Linked DNA regions of Homo sapiens: region 1 is linked to region 2. Evidence: read pairs that join two places in POLR2A ChIA-PET (ENCODE). Cell type or tissue: GM12878. All regions are shown on one strand. Each heading gives the region's core, and the rest is flanking DNA. Links, peaks and the distances in the headings are about the cores only.

What was found. Peaks named below come from ENCODE experiments on the same cell type or tissue, not always from the same donor. Only the 100,000 strongest peaks of a DNase experiment are listed, where the experiment ranks them.
Region 1: POLR2A ChIA-PET joins it to region 2 with 9 read pairs; 1 of 35 experiments calls an interaction of 5 or more read pairs at or near these places.

Annotation. Positions count from the first base shown.
Region 1 is chr1:236,155,636-236,163,451 of GRCh38, reverse strand. All of the region lies in intron 1 of GPR137B (G protein-coupled receptor 137B), which reads right to left. Among named protein-coding and RNA genes, the nearest start is that of GPR137B, 17 kb to the right of the region's middle. RefSeq lists enhancers at 3,127-3,176, 3,267-3,716, 3,817-3,866, 6,561-6,670, 6,871-6,930 and a silencer at 4,832-4,881. In GM12878, for the core only: no CTCF peak of the experiment used is centred there; DNase peaks (open chromatin) are centred at 2,871 and 3,331; H3K4me3 peaks cover 445 bases; H3K27ac peaks cover 2,500 bases.
Region 2 is chr1:234,728,247-234,736,062 of GRCh38, reverse strand. It overlaps LINC01132 (long intergenic non-protein coding RNA 1132), which reads right to left. Exons shown (of 3, transcript NR_038856.1): 3 at 4,420-7,715. Among named protein-coding and RNA genes, the nearest start is that of LINC01132, 8.1 kb to the right of the region's middle. RefSeq lists enhancers at 1,430-1,930, 5,624-5,693 and a silencer at 7,587-7,816. In GM12878, for the core only: a CTCF peak has its summit at 5,135; DNase peaks (open chromatin) are centred at 4,542, 4,962 and 5,669; H3K4me3 peaks cover 1,297 bases; H3K27ac peaks cover 2,303 bases.

The sequences.
Region 1 (7,816 bases), core at 1,928-4,427, 1.4 Mb before region 2:
TCTCACGTCCTCACATTTCAAAACCAATCATGCCTTCCCAACAGTCCCCAAAAGTCTTAACTCATTTCAGCATTAACCCAAAAGTCCACAGTCCAAAGTTTCATCTGTGATAAGGCAAGTCCCTTCTGCCTATGAGCCTGTAAAATCGAAAGCAAGCTAGTTACTTCCTAGATACAATGGAGATACAGGCATTGGGTAAATACAGCCGTTCCAAGTGGGAGAAAGTGGCCAAAACAAAGTGGTTACAGGGCCCATGCAAGTCTGAAATCCAGCAGGTCAGTCAAAGTTTAAAGCTCCAATATGATCTCCTTTGACTCCAAGTCTCACATCCAGGTCACAGTGATGCAAGAGGTGGGTTCCCATGGTCTTGGGCAGCTCCACCCCTGTGGCTTTGCAGGGTACAGCCTCTCTCCCGGCTGCTTTCACGGGCTGGTGTTGAGTGTCTGTGGCTTTTCCAGGAGCGCAGTGCAAGCTGTCGGTGGATATACCATTCTGAGGTCTGGAGGACAGTGGCCCTCTTCTCACAGCTCCGCTAGACAGTGCCCCAGTAGGGACTCTGTGTGGGGGCTCCGACCCCACATTTCCCTTCTGCACTGCCCTAGCAGAGCTTCTCCATGAGGGCCCCACCCCCACAGCAAACTTTTGCCTGGGCATCCAGGCATTTCCATACATCTTCTGGAATCTAGGCGGAGGTTCCCAAACCTCAGACCTTGACTTCTGTGCACCTGCAGGCTCAATAACACATGGAAGCTGCCAAGGCTTGGGGCTTCCACCCTCTGAAGCCACAGCCCGAGCTCTACGTTGGCCCCTTTCAGCCATGGCTGGAGCAGCTGGGACACAGGGCACGAAGTCCCTAGGCTGCACACAGCATGGGGACCCTGGGCCCAGCCCACAAAAGGGACTTAAGGCTTATGATGGGAAGGGCTGCCATGAAGGTCTCTGACATGGCCTGGGGACATTTTCCCCATGGACTTGGGGATTAACGTTAGGCTCTTTGCTACTTATACACATTTCTGTAGCGTGCTTGAATTTCTTCCCAGAAAATGGGTTTTTCCTTTCTATTGTATAGTCAGGCTGCAAATTTTCTGAATTTTTATGTTCTGTTTCCCTTTTAAAACTGAATGCCTTTAAGAGTACTGAAGTCACCTCTAAATGCTTTGCTGCTCAGAAATTTCTTCTGCCAGATACCCTAAATCATCTCTCTGAAGTTCAGTGTTCCACAAATCTCTAGGGCAAGGGTAAAATGCCACCAATCTCTTTGCTAAAACATAACCAGAGTCACCTTTGCTCCAGTTCCCAAAAAGTTCCTCATCTCTATCTGAGACCACCTCAGCCTGGATTTTATTGACCATATCACTATCAGCATTTTGGGCAAAGCCATTCAATAAGTCTCTAGAAAGTTCCAAACTTTCCCACATTTTCCTGTCTTCTTCTGAGCCCTCCAACTGTTGTAATCTCTGTCTGTTACCCAGTTCCAAAGTTGCTTCACATTTTTGGGTATCTTTTCAGCAACACCCCACTCCTGGTACTAATTTACTGTATTAGTCCATTTTCACACTGCTGATAAAGACATACCCGAGACTAGGAAGAAAAAGAGGTTTAATTGGACTTAACAATTCCACATGGCTGGGGAGGCCTCAGAGTCATGGCAGGAGGCAAAAGGCATTTCTTACATGGCGGCGGCAAGAGAAAAAAAATGAGGAGGAAGCAAAAGCAGAAACCCCTGATAAACCCATCAGATCTTGTGAGACTTATTCACCATCACAAGAATAGCATGGGAAAGACCAGCCCCCATGATTCAATTACCTCCCTGTGGGTCCCTCCCACAACACTTGGAAATTCTGGGAGATACAATTCAAGTTGAGATTTGCATGGGGATGCAGCCAAACCATAACAGGAGGTGTGAAAAGCGTGTGGAGATGTGGGAGGCGTGAGAAGGTGTGAGTGGGAGGCGTGAGGAGGTGTGAAGTGTGTGTGGAGGTGTGAGGAGATGTGATGTGTGGAGGTGTGAAAAGTGCATGGAGGCGTGGGAAGCATGAGGAGGTGTGAACCTGCATGTGGACTTAGGAGCAGTGAGGGAGGGGGTGAGGAGAGAAGGTGCTGCAGGAGCCCGGAGCTGGGGAGGGCAGCAGAAGGTCGGGCTGGGGTGTGGACCAGCCAGGAAGAGGCCGCTGTCCAGGGTAAGGGTGCGGAGAGCTTCGGGGGAGCATTGGCACAGCTGAAATGCAGACCTGTGCTGTGAGAGAGGTCCCTGGGATACAGAGCAGAGCAAAGGCTGCAGACCATGGGTTGACAGAGAAGGTGAAAATGAAGGCAAATCAGAGGCCCAACACAGATTCATGATGCCTGGGCCTGGAGGGCGTGGCGGGGAATTGGAGGGTGACCACTAAGAGGCACGGGGTTCCTTCTGGGATGGAAAAGGTCTACAGTGGACTGTGGGGTCACTGCGCAACTCTGAATGTGGTACACTTCGAGATGGGGACAGCACAGAAAATGTGAATTATACCTCAATAAAGCTGTTATTTAAAAAAAAACAAAAAGACAAAAAAAAAACTAAGAGTAGGGAGGAGGTCAAAGAGCAGTCCCCTCAGTGGTCAAGGCCTCAAAGACTGCAGGGGAGAGAGGCCCCGGGCAGGAGACAGTCAGGGTGTCCAGTGCGGCTGACAGGCTGGACCACTTCACCTTAAGCTGCCACAGGGCCTGGCCAAGGGCAGGCTCGACTGACGGGGAGGCTGGAGGGGGAACAGGCAGACCCTGGATGGCAGCAGGAGGAAGTGGGAGCAGTGAGTCAATTCAAGAGCATAAACTGCTTTCCAAAAGCGCATGTTTGTGAAATGCAAGAAAGAGGTTATTCAGGGGGTCCAGACCTTGTTTTTAAGATGGGGAGACCTGAGCATGCTTGTGGACAGACAGAAGGAGCCTGGGTCCCGAGAAGGGCAGACAGGGAGAGGCAGGAGGCAGGGAAGGGTGGAGGGCTGAGAAACTGAGGCAGCAAGGAGGGGTCTGAGGGAACATGGCAGGGACAGCCATGGGAGTGCCATCTGCCTAATGACAGGGACCCCGGGGAAGTGAGGTTGGGTTGGAGAGTCCCAGCTGCTTCTTGGGGAACCCGATCAGGAACTGAATGGTGGTAAATGAGCCCCACTTCCTTTCCCTCCCCTTCCTTGGGCTCCACACAGCCTATGAAAACACCGGGGTTTTTCAGGGCTTCCCCCGTTGTGGCAAGAAGGATGGGAGGACAGGGGAGGGGAGCAGAATCAGGCCTGAAGGAGAAAGAAGAAATTGCAGCAACTTTGATCAGAAACCCTGAAGTTTGTCATCTGGTGAAAATAAAGCATTTCTCCCTAATGGCAAATTCCTTTCGGTTTTAGCATCGTTTCTTCTGCTTTTGAAAGTCCCACCTAGAACCTCAGAACCTAGAATAGATCTGGGGATGACGCTGTGGGTGATGCTGGCTTTTTGACTTGTTGAAGGCTGAGCCACGGCTGGGAGATGTCCCCAGCTGGCCGCTGTCAGGCGCTGGGGAATGTTCGAGAGCCCTCATGGGCTTTCCGCACCACCCGCTCCCACAGTGGGCCAAGGCCTCCTCATCCCGGACCTGTGGGCGACTTGTGCCCCCTTGGTAACCCAGGCCTTCACCCCATCCTTTCGGATGACACAGGAAGGCCTAGAGCTCTGCATGTGACGTACTTGTTTCGACAGAAGCATAAAGGCCTTTGAGCAGCTGCTGGACTCTGCCCCCTGCCCTCATAAATCAGTCTGTTCACGCGTCACTGATTTGTTCCCACCCTTTGAACTCCCGCTTGCCTATTTTTTTTCTTTTCTTTTTTTTTTTCCTGCAACCTCTGCCTCCCAGGTTCAAGTGATTCTCCTGCCTCAGCCTCCCGAGTAGCTGGGATTACAAGCACCCGCCACCATGCCTGGCTCATTTTTGTATTTCTACAAATACAAAAAGAGACGGGGTTTCACAATGTTGATCAGGCTGGTCTTGAACTCCTGATCTCGTGATCCGCCTGCCTCGGCCTCCCAAAGTGCTGGGATTACAGGCATGAGCCACCCCGCCAAGCCTATTTTTTCAACTACTAACTCAAGTTGACATTTGCTGTCTTACAATCTTTCTGTTTGTTTGTTTGTTTTTAAGAGGCGGGGTCTTGCTGTCACCCAGGCTGGAGTGCAGTGGTGCCATCATAGCTCATTGCAGCCTCCATCTTCCTGGGCTCCAGGAATCCTCCTGCCTTAACTTCCTGAGTAGCTGAGACTATGTACAGGTGCAGCCCAAATGCCTGGCTAATTTGTCTTATTTTTTAGAGATGATGTCTCCCTACATTGCCCAGGCTGGTCTTGAACTCCTAGACTCAAGTGATCCTCCCATCTCGGCCTCCTGAGTAGCTGGGTTACAATCATTTTTACTAATGTCTTAGTGGTGTTTCTGGCAGAAATGTCCCCTGCTATTCTTTGTGGGTATGACAGTGTCTCCTGTGCAGTCAGCAGAACTCAACAGAAGTCACCTCTGATGTCCCTGGAGGCAGTGTCTCTGATGTACCAACAAAGCACTATGCTTCCAACCTGCGCTTGATTCAGAATCTCTGCAGCCATTTTACTTTATAAATCCTCTCCCCTAAGCCAGGACCCACATCTGGACACCCTAGTGTCTCCACTTCTGTGCCACCACTCTCTGGACACTTCATAATCCCCCTATCCTTAAAAGGGGGTGCATCCTGATCCTAGCTGCCTGTGGGCTGAGACTCCTGAGGAGACCCTCGCAGTAACTGAGGGGGACTGAAACTCTTAGTGCACCAAGCACAGACTCCTGACTAAAGAAACCAGTCTCTATCACACACGCTGGTTCAAAACGTATGTATGCAAATTCATCTGAAAATGTTACAAATGCATGGCAGGTTGAAACTTTATATTATAAAATAATTTATGTATATACAAAGAAATAACAGCAAATACTCATGCACCCAGCACTCCATCCTTAATACTTTGCCACGTTTGCTCCAGCTATGTTTTGTTTGTTTGTTTCTGAGACAGAGTTTCACTTTTGTTGCCTAGGCTGGAGCGCAGTGGTGCCATCTCGGCTCACTGCAACCTTGTCTCCCGGGTTCAAGCGATTCTCGTGCCTCAGCCTCCCGAGTAGCTGGGATTATAGGCACGTGCAACCACACCCGGCAAATCTTTGTATTTTTAGTAGAGACAGGGGTTTCACCATTTTGGCCAGGTTGGTCTTGAACTCCTGACCTCAGGTGATCCACCCACCTCAGCCTCTCAAAGTGTTGGGATTACAGGCATAAGCCACCATGCCCAGCCCCAGCTGTGGTTTAATAAATAAAAATGACACAGCTGGAGCTCCCAGCCTGCCCCCTCCTGGTGCCATTTGCTCCCAGGAAAGTAATCACTATCCTGAATTTGGTGTTTTTATGGCTAGGCAGGCTTTCACTAGGTAAATCTGGATTCGTGAAAGATACAGAGTACCGTCCAGTATGGTTTTGCACTTTATATGAATGCATTAATACCTTCCATAACCTTCTGCAGTTTGTTTATTCCCTCATGACTATGTGTTTGGAAGGTATCTATGTTGATACACACAGTTCTAGCTCATGCATCTTCACTAAGGCACAGTGCAGTTGGCCCCTGGGCAGCATGGGTTTGAACTGCATGGGCGCATCTATACATGGATTTTTTTCAACTGAATGGGAATCAAAACTACGATGTTCTCAGGACGTAAAACCTGAATATAAGGAGGACCAACTCTTTGTACATGCAGGTTCTACAGGGATGTGAGTATGTGGGGCTCTGAGCATACTTGGGGGTCCTGGAACCAGTCCCCCACATATACTGACAGACGACGCTACTCCTATATAACAGGCCACAACCGGTAGCCCTCTCTGACAGAGGGACACAGAAGGATGGCTAAGTGTGTGGAATCGGGCCGGGCACAGTGGCTCACGCCTGTAATCCCAGCACTTTGGGAGGTGGGGGAGGCGGATCATGAGGTCAGGAGATCAAGACCATCCTGGCTAACACGGTGAAACCCTGTCTCTACTAAAAATACAAAAAATTAGCCGGGCGTGGTGGCGGGCGCCTGTAGTCCCAGCCACTGGGGAGACTGAGGCAGGAGAATGGCGTGAACCAGGAGGCGGAGCTTGCAGTGAGCAGAGATCGCGCCACTGCACTCCAGCCTGGGCGACTGAGCGGGACTCCGTCTCAAAAAAAAAAAAAAAAGTGTGGAATCTGGAGCTGGCTTACCTGGGGTTGAATCCTGGCTCTACCAATTATCAGCTGTGTGGCCTTGGAAAAGTCACCTGCCTGCTCTGTGCCTCAAGTACCTCACCTGTAAAATGAGACTAATAACACCAGCCACCAGGTTTTCCTAAGCATTTGGTGAATTAATAGACATGTAGAGCACCTGGACAAATGCCTGCCGCCTAGTAAGTACCACGTGGGTGGCTGCAACCCCTGCTGTTGGTATTATTAGTCCTCATCTATGTTCGCAAACCATGATTCTAAACGCACAGCTACTAAACTGTGACCACAGATGCTATCCTAACCATAAAAGGAACTTTCATACTGAAAAAGGTTAAGAACCACTGACGCATTCGATATTTGCTCTCCTGGTCCCTCTGCGCTACCCACTTCCTGATATATTGGGGAAATTATGCAAACCCCAGGGCCCTGGTCTCCCCAGGCAACAGTCATTAGTCAGCTGCTTCAGTCTGTTCCCACATGCTGAGCATCCTCACTCAGCAGAGCAGGGTGACAAGACAGTCGGTCCCCGAAATCCAGACACCGGAGTTCTCCTTTCTGCAGGGTTCCCGGAAGACACACAAGGCGGCTCTGCGGCGGGGAGGGGATCTGCATTTGAGGCTCAGTCTCCAAGACAGTGCGAGCAAGGGCGGGGCCTCTATGCCTGCGTTAGGATGTTCTTTTCTTCCAAACGTCAGCTGTGGGCTATAGGTCCAGGGACTCAGGACCTGGATAACCACCACCACAGCCCCACTCATAGTCCTGTGTCCGTGGCAGTGAAGGTAACTGGCCAGAAAAGGCAAGCAAGCACGCTGTCCATGCCATAAAGTTCTGGGAGGCGGTGGCCTGAAGCCAAGGTGTGCCTGGTCTGTGTCCCAGGCTGGCCAGGTGTGAGAGGGGTCACTGGAATACATGGTCAGGTGTTCACCGCATCACCTCCCACCTTTGACTTTGGCAAGCATGTGGCCCAAGAAGCTGGTCCTGCCTGCTCCTGGCCTCGTGCTGGCCCTTGGAATGTGGGCCCCCCAGACTTCAGTGAGCTTCTTCCCACGTGATCAGAAGCCAACCATAATTGCTTCTCTGGATTTCCATAGACCTCGGAGCTCCCTGGATGTGTTTGCAGCCTTCTCCAGCCCTCCTGAGAGCTCCGCTGCATGGTCCTGTTTGGCTCACCTGGCGCCTATGATCCTTCCTCAGGTGTATGCATGTGTGTTTGCGCGCGCGCGTGTGTGTGCATGTGTGTGCGTTTGTGTATGTGTGTGCATGTTTGTGCATGTGCACCCCACAAGGCAGGAGCTCAGCTCCCACCCAGGATGTCCCTACCTTGGTCCTCACAAGGCATTCCTCATTTCATAAGTGATAATGGGATAACAGTCTTTACCTTTATAGATAAAGGGCATCTCCACTCACTGTCCCCCTTCCCAACAGCTCCTCTTCTCCTTCCTGTTCCCAGCAGCTCAGCTCTCCGGGCAGCAAGCACCTCTCCCCTCCTCCACCCCTCCATCGGCTCACGAGAGCCTCCCTGAGCCTCATAAACTGAGCTTCACTCCATCCAACGGCGCCAACACAG
Region 2 (7,816 bases), core at 3,183-5,682:
AATGGCTCATGTGGGCAGACGGGGCCTGAGTCAGCCAGTCAATACCATCCATCGAGTGCTCCCGGGGTACAGAGCTCAGAGCTCGGAGCTGTGGAGCCAGAAATAAGGCATGTACGATTCAGTTCTTCCCCTGAGGAGCTGAGAATCTGAGAGAAAGAGACAAGACAGATTTGCTCAAAAAAGACGCAAAGCCCATTAACACACAAACATGGAAACAAGGAGCTTGCCTGGTCAGTCATCCATTGCTTTGGGCCTTGGTATGGAAGGCAGAAGGGAATTTAAAAACAAGAAAAGATTGCAGCAACTTGGATGAACACACAGGCCAGGCCCGCGACAAGCTTCCTTCTCTTGCTTTGCTTTTGGAAAGGCGAGCAAAACGCCTCTGACGTATTCCCATACGCCCAAGCTGCACGGACGACCGTGATGGAGCTGCTCGAAGGGTGGGGGGAGGATTCAGGCTTTGCAGAAGCAAGGCTGGGAGGGACTCTCTCTGAGTGCCGCTAGCTGTGTGATCTTGACGTATTTCTAGAGCTGTCTGAGCTCGCTGTCCTCATTCGTAATATGAGCACAATCCCCACATCTTACAATAGTGAGATTAGAGGATGCAAAGTACCTGCCCAGTGCCTAGCATAGCTATGGTGGCTGCCCAGTGAGTGATAGTATTTCTTGTTGTTATTATTCTAACCTTCATTTTAGTCTCTCACCCCCGGCCAGAAGTCCGTGCAGAAAGAGCCTGGCTCCTCTACTGCCTCCCCTTCTTCCAAGTCTCAACTTTGGACCCAGCCTGCTGTCTCCGGTCATCAGGGCTGCCCACCAGTGAGGAGGCTTGGGCATATTATCTACTGCCACTCAACTCCCAGTGCCCAGCATCGGGGACACCAGGCCAGGCCACGTGGGAGGGTCCTTGCTCCAAGTTCTGTCCCTGGAGCCTCTATGCTGAGGGAGATGAAAGGAAGAGCCAGGAGATGGAGCCAAAGGTCACAAGCCAGGAAGCAGCCGCGTGGTCTGCACGTAGAGATGGGTGGGCGGGAGCAGGTGAGACCGGGAGTGGGAAGAACTGAGAGTCAGGAAGCCTAGAAGTCACCATGTGGCCCAGACTGGAGCGAGGCCAGGGAAGCTTCTGGTAAGATGTGTCTTTTCTGGGAGGTCCAGAAGGCCAGCAGGTGGCCATTTAAGGACAGATGCAACTGAGGGGTGTGCCAGGATTGACGGGGCCCATCCTTGAAGATAATGTGGGGTAAGCAGAATGAAGCTGTTTTGTTGATTTTCTGACCACTGCCCACGACTGGCCTCCTGTCCTGAGCTGCCCCTCACCCCTCCCCGAACCACTGGTCTTCCGCCAGCACCCGACAGCCTTGTCTCGATCCAGCAGCTGGAATGATCTCTTTGAAACCTGAAGCGGATGTTGTCCTGGTTCACAAACTTCCAAGGGCTCCTGTTGCTCAGCCTGAAAGCTGCAGTCCTCCCCATGGCCTCCGAGTCCTCCCCTGGGCAACCCGGACCTGGTCACCCCCCATTCCCATGTCATCCACTGCCACTCACCACCCACTCGCTCTCCCCTCCAGCCAAGTGCCCCGCCCCCGCAGGCTCAGACACCCCAGAGCTGTCCCACTCAGAGTTGGCCGATCCTTGTGCCTACGATTCTCATCCCTGGAGATCCATGTGGCTCGCTCCCTCGCCTCCAGAAGTCTCTGTTCAGCCGTCACCTTTGCCAAGAAGCCCACCCTTCACATGGCTTAGAGCTGTGCCCTTCCTCACCCCACCTCTCTCCATCCACTCTACTCCATTTCATTTAAAAAGCACTTGTCACCTTCTAACAAACTCATTTAATTTTTAAAAATCTAATACACGTTTGGCCTGGTGCAGTGGCTCACGCCTATAATCCTAGCACTTTGGGAGGCTGAGGCAGGCGGATCACCTGAGGTGAGGAGTTCGAGATCAGCCTGGTCAACATGGTGAAACCGTGTCTCTACTAAAAATACAAAAAATTAGCCGGGCATGGTGGTGTGCGCCTGTAATCCCAGCTACTTGGGAGGCTGAGGCAGGAGAATCACTTGAACCTGGGAGGCAGAGGTTGCAGTGAGCCAAGACCACGCCACTGCACTCCAGCCTGAGTGACAGAGCGAGACTCCGTCTCGAAAAAATATATAAAATAAAATAAAATTAAAAACAATAAAAAAAAACCTTTGTCTGTCTTCCTTCCCAGAATATAAGCTCCATAGGGCAGTGACTTCATTTTATTCACTGATATACTCCAAGTGCCTAGAACCGTAACTTGGCACATAAGAGGCAGTCAATAAACCTTTGATGAATGAGTGGGTATTATATTATTACAACTACTATGACTACAGCCACTGCCACCACTACTAACGGGCTTGGTCACCCAGGCTGGAGTATAGTGGTGCAATCATAGCTTACCATAACCTTGAACTCCTGGCGTCGTGCGAGCTTCCTGTCTTAGCCTCCCAAAGTGCTGGGATTACAGGCATGTAATCCTGTAGTCCAGTGTCCACTGCGCCCAACTCCTGAAGACCATTTTGATGACCTGCTATGTACCAGGCTCTGTGGTGGGGGATTTAACATGAGTTTCAAGCACAACTCTGTGATGCAATCCTTGCCACATTTGACACATGAGGAAACTGAGGCTCAGGGGCGTTCAGCCACTTAACCAGAATGTCTGAGTTAGAAAGTGGCTAAGACAGGACTTGAACCCAGGTCTGCCCAAATTCAGGGCCTGTGGTCTTTCCAGTCCAGCGTCTCTGCCTCCAGTTGGATGTGGGCAGGCTCTGTGGTAGAAGTGTCCTTCAGGGATGGCATGGGGGGAGGCACTGCCTGGGTCCACCGATGGGGCTCCCCGGTGAACTGCACACCAGGGGTGTTGCTGAGGCAGGTGACCAGCATCCCTTGCGGCAGTGATGGTCGGCGGAGCCCACTGTCGGAACCCTCGCCCTCCCCAGGACCAAGAATGCTCCTCCTCACCATCTCCCTGCCTGCCCTGGACTCCGCTGAGAACACCTTCTCCACATAACAATCAAAGGATCTCTAAAAATTGGTAACCAAACCCATCACAGCTCTTTGAGCCCTCTAGCCGTCACCCATCCTGCTCTGAAAAGCCACTGAAAGTCTTTCCCATACGCATGAGGTCCTCTAGGCTCTGGCCCTGCCTGCTCCCGTCTTTGTCTGCTTTGCTCCCGGCTCTCCGCCCTCGCCCACCCTTTTGGCTCCTCACACAAGCTAGGCTCATTCCTGCCCTGTGGCCTTGGACCAGCTGCTCCCTCCTCCTGGAATGCCACTCCCCAGGTCTCACAGAGATGGCTTCTCTTAAGCTTGAAGATCACCTCTGCAGAGAGACCTCGGCTGACTGCCCAGGTGCCCTCTCCTGTCCTGTCTTTTTCGTTAGAGACAGTCTCACTCTGTCGCCCAGGCCGGAGTGCAGTGGTGCGATCATAGCTTCTGCAGCCTCGAACTCCTAGATTCAAGCGATTGTCCTGCCTCGGCCTCCTGAGTAGCTGGGACTACAAGCGCATGCTGCCATGCTCTGCTCATTTTTTAAACTTTTTTGTAGACATGGGGTCTCACTATATTGCCCAGGCTGGTCTTGAACTCCTGGTCTCAAGTGATCCTCCCTCCTCGGCCCCCCAAAGCTCTGGCATTACAGGCGTAAGCCACCATGCCCAGCCTCTCCTATTCTCTTCTGATTCTCTACAGAGCAGTTCTCACCATGCACTATTTCCTAGTTGACTTAGGTGGTTATTCATTTGGTTCTTGGATTCTACCCACTAGACTGTGAGCTCCCTGGGAGCAGGTACTTTGTCCATGTTCATGGCTGTCTTCATGCCTGGAGAGGGCCAGGTAGAGGGTGGGTGCTGATTAACACCTCTCCAGAGAGCCGGTGACTCCTGGTTTGAGGCAGAGATGGACCATGTGGGCACAAGGGAGAGTTAGATTCTGCAGGGAGGTTATCCTTGGTGGCCTGGAGCAGAAACAGCACCACATTGGCCAGGTCCTGGGAAGGATCTGAGTGCACAACCAAAGAAGTCTGCTTTCTACCAGGAGACCCGGAGATGCCAGAGAAAGCCCGAGGGGGCCAGAACCAGAAAGATTTGGGAACATGGCAGTCGGGACTAGCCAGGGTGGGGATGCTGGCATGTGAGCGACTGGGCCGCAGCCATCAGCCTCCTGTGCGTGGCTGTGTGTGCTGGTGGCTCAGGTCCACATCCCAGCAACTTCCTGTTCCAATGCCCTCACACACATACACCCTCCGCCACCTCAGGAAGCACCAACAGAATGCTTCTCCATTTAAAATTCAAACTTACTGTCTACGTCGCTGTTTTTTTTCTAACTTTGTGAGTGTTTTTCCTAATTACCAGTTGGGTTTTAATGAATCTAATGAATCATGTAGATATAAACACAGCATATACAAATACACCAGTTCTTGCATTTATTCACAAGTGAATATGCGAGAAAGAATGATTGTTGGATTCTCATTATTTGTCATCAGTTGAGGCCGTGGGCCTGGGTCATTGTAAAAGTATGACTCAGTACCAGGGAAACACTGTACTAGCTTTGACTAGTCTCTCTTGTTCTTTTTAGGGTTTTTTTTTTTTTTTTCTGCTCCTGCTGGCACTACTGCATTCCCCTTTGATGGTGAAAGAATGAGATCAATGAAGGTACCAGAGAATTTATCTGGCAGGATCTTCTCATCTTCCTCTTTACCAGTTGTCAGAACTTGATCTGATTTGCAAACCTGGAGGATGGACAGGTGTCTTGTTTGTTTCTGGTGGTTCCTTTTGTTTTATCTTCATGTTTCTGGTGGTTGGGTTTTGAACGTCAGCCTGTGGAAAGAATGCATCCTTCCTTGACTGAGATGAGAGCGCTTTGAAAATTGTAAAGCGCGCACATTGTCAGTAGTTTTGTTGTTGTTGTTATTGGTTCCTTCCTCCAGACAGGGGCCTGGTTCCTGCTCTATTCCATCTTCTCTGCATTATAAGATCCTGAGCTTTAGACCATCCACCCCAGGGTCTGTGCATCTGTAGGAGAAGTGAATCTGTGGCTTCCCCTGCCCATGCTGGGAAGCCCCTGAGCTCCCTGAGGTTGCAGGTGCTCTGGGGCCTGCAATTTGGTGAGCCTGTGCCATAAGCCGCCCCTGGAGGGAGCAGAGGCAGAAACACTTCAGTTTATCTCCAATGCACAAAGTCCTTATCTCAGAAGCCACAACTCCCTGGCCAGGATGGGATCCAGGTTCCTGGACTGTCACTTAGCTAATCCACAATTGTCCAGAAGTAGCCTCCAAGATGTCCTGAAATGTAGCTTGAGCTGGCTCTGTAGGAGCTGGTGCAGCATGGAGGTCCCTCCTCCCCTCTTCCCAACCCCACTGCTGCCTTGGAGAGGCTGACTCTTAGGTGGAGCAGAGTCTGTCCTGGGCCAGGCAGAACACAGTTGCTGCAACCTGATGTGCAGGTGTTGCAATAAATGTCTCTGGGGTCACTGCAGACAAGGACCGACTGTATACCTGGTGGGTCTCAGCAGGAAATCCCTCCTGGAGACTAGGCACTCTTCCCCTTCATCAATTGTCATATTTACAAATCAGAATGATTCCAGAGTGTCAAGACCTGCTGTCTCCATCTCTTGTCTTGACCCCACTAACTAGATTGTGACCTCTCTAACATCACTTCCCCTTTGCTGTGGCTTCATATAGAGTTAACGGGCAATAAACATGCATGAAGTGGACACAAATCTCTGCAGCAGAAACCAGCCTGTGACTTTCTTTGGAGCCACGTCACCTGCCTAAACTAAATTCCAGCAGACACAACACAGACACTCAGGGGATCTGTGGCTTAAGGAACAGGGGCTGGGGCCTGGCATTAGCCAGATGCAGCGGCAGGGTGTGTATTTTCCAGCGTGCTCATCCTAATCCACCGAAGGGTGTTCCTGGGGCACGCAGGGGATGCCACGTAGACTTCAATAGACGGCTTTTATTCTTATGCTTGATACTTCCTGCAGTTTTATGTTATCTCGTGCAGTTATAAGGAGATGGAGATAATATGCATGTTTGCCTTCTTCTGATTATGTACAGTGTCATTTCGCCAAAAATCTACACCAGCCACAAGGATACATTTTGGCTGAATATTACAGACTTTTCTCATTATCTTAAAAAAACAAAAAACAGAAAAACCTAACTAACTTCTCTACTGTTATCGCACATAAAGTGATGTAAATGTGTGTGCCATTGCAATAAAGTCACAGTGAGCAGAATTAAACGCTGCAGGTTTGGGCCATGACTAAGCAGCATGACTGAATGGGGCATTTTCTGGTCTGCTTGCAGGCCCTTTCTTCGCTGGGATGGTGGATGGCTCGGTGAGACATCAGAGAGCAACTGCTCAGGTGGGTCTGCGTGGCCCTGAGACTGTTCACATTTTCAGCCATCTTTAAGGCTCAGCTTGCTTCTTGAGAGGCAGGAATTGGGAGCCCGCTGCGAGGACTTCCCTGAGTTCAGACTGCGCAGCTCAACTCATGCCTTTCAGGGGCTCATCCATTCTGCTGATGAAGAATAGATGTTTGGCACTTCCAACAAGGCCGTGTGTCTTGCCTGGTTCTACGAAGACACTGGGGGAGATGTCCTAAAATGCAGCCCCTGTTCTCAAAGAGCTCACTGGGTGAAAAGCTTGACATAGGGAGGCAACACATGAGCCTTAAGTCACTTAAGTCACGCTTGAGCATATCTCTGCAAATCTGTGGAAGAGATGGATCAACTAAGCCCTCAGTCCAGTAGTGCAGATGTGGAGAGGGCAGCCATGCTCTGGTAGAGTTCCTGAGTGCTTCCTGTTTTGGAATGCGGTGGCGTCTGGCCTCCTCACTGTTTGTTCAGCATGCATTACCATGCATTACCATGGGTGATTAGTAATTTAAAATTTTTATCTCCTGTAGCTCTCACACTTGACGGTGGAATCATCAAATGCTTTAGCGATGCCATCGGCCAAAATGGGGAAATCGAGGCAATCAGAGACGTACGTGACTTGTTCAACATCTCCAGGCTCCCCATTCATCCAGCGGCTTGAGAAGCCAGCCTTTGGCTAGCAGGAAGAATAGACAGGCCCTGGCACCACATCAGTGGCCCCGACACCTCAGGGAAGTCCATTCAGTGAGGCCTTCATTTGGGTCTCTAGACCTCACGCCCCCCCCGCCCCCGTGCAGGCAGGTGAGGGTCTTGTCCCAGGATTATCACGAACAGGCAGGTGAAAGCACTGGGTGACATGAGCACAGATTTATGCACCAGGACTCACTCTGTGGCAAGAAAGAACACTGCTGCTCTTAGCAATACATACAGAAGGACCAGGAAGCAACCTAAGAATCAGTGCCTGGCTTGCGGTCACAGGAGATACTTCTACTGCCATTCTGGCTTGGGCTTCTTTGGAGAAGGAGCCAAGGCCTGCAAGGGTTTTAAGTGGCCCCTGCAGGTTCACTCTGACCCACCTCAGAGACGCCCCCACAACACCCAGCGCCCTGCAGGAGGAATCTAGAGACTTAGGGTCTAGGCTCAACATTGCCACTCATTAGCTCTATGGTCTTGGCCATGTCAACCTAAGTTGAATGGCGGCCACAGCCCTGTGGCCTTCCAGGATGTCATGAGGTATCCACATGGCCTTACACACATGGGTGGCAGAGCTCTTCCTCTCTGTCTTGCAGTGGGAGGCCTTGTTGCAATGGGAAACAAGCTGTAGAGATAAAAACAATGAACCTGTTGACTAATCCTAGAAACGTCCAGATGGAATACATTTTTTTTTTTTTTGAGACAGAGTCTCACTCTGTCGCCAGG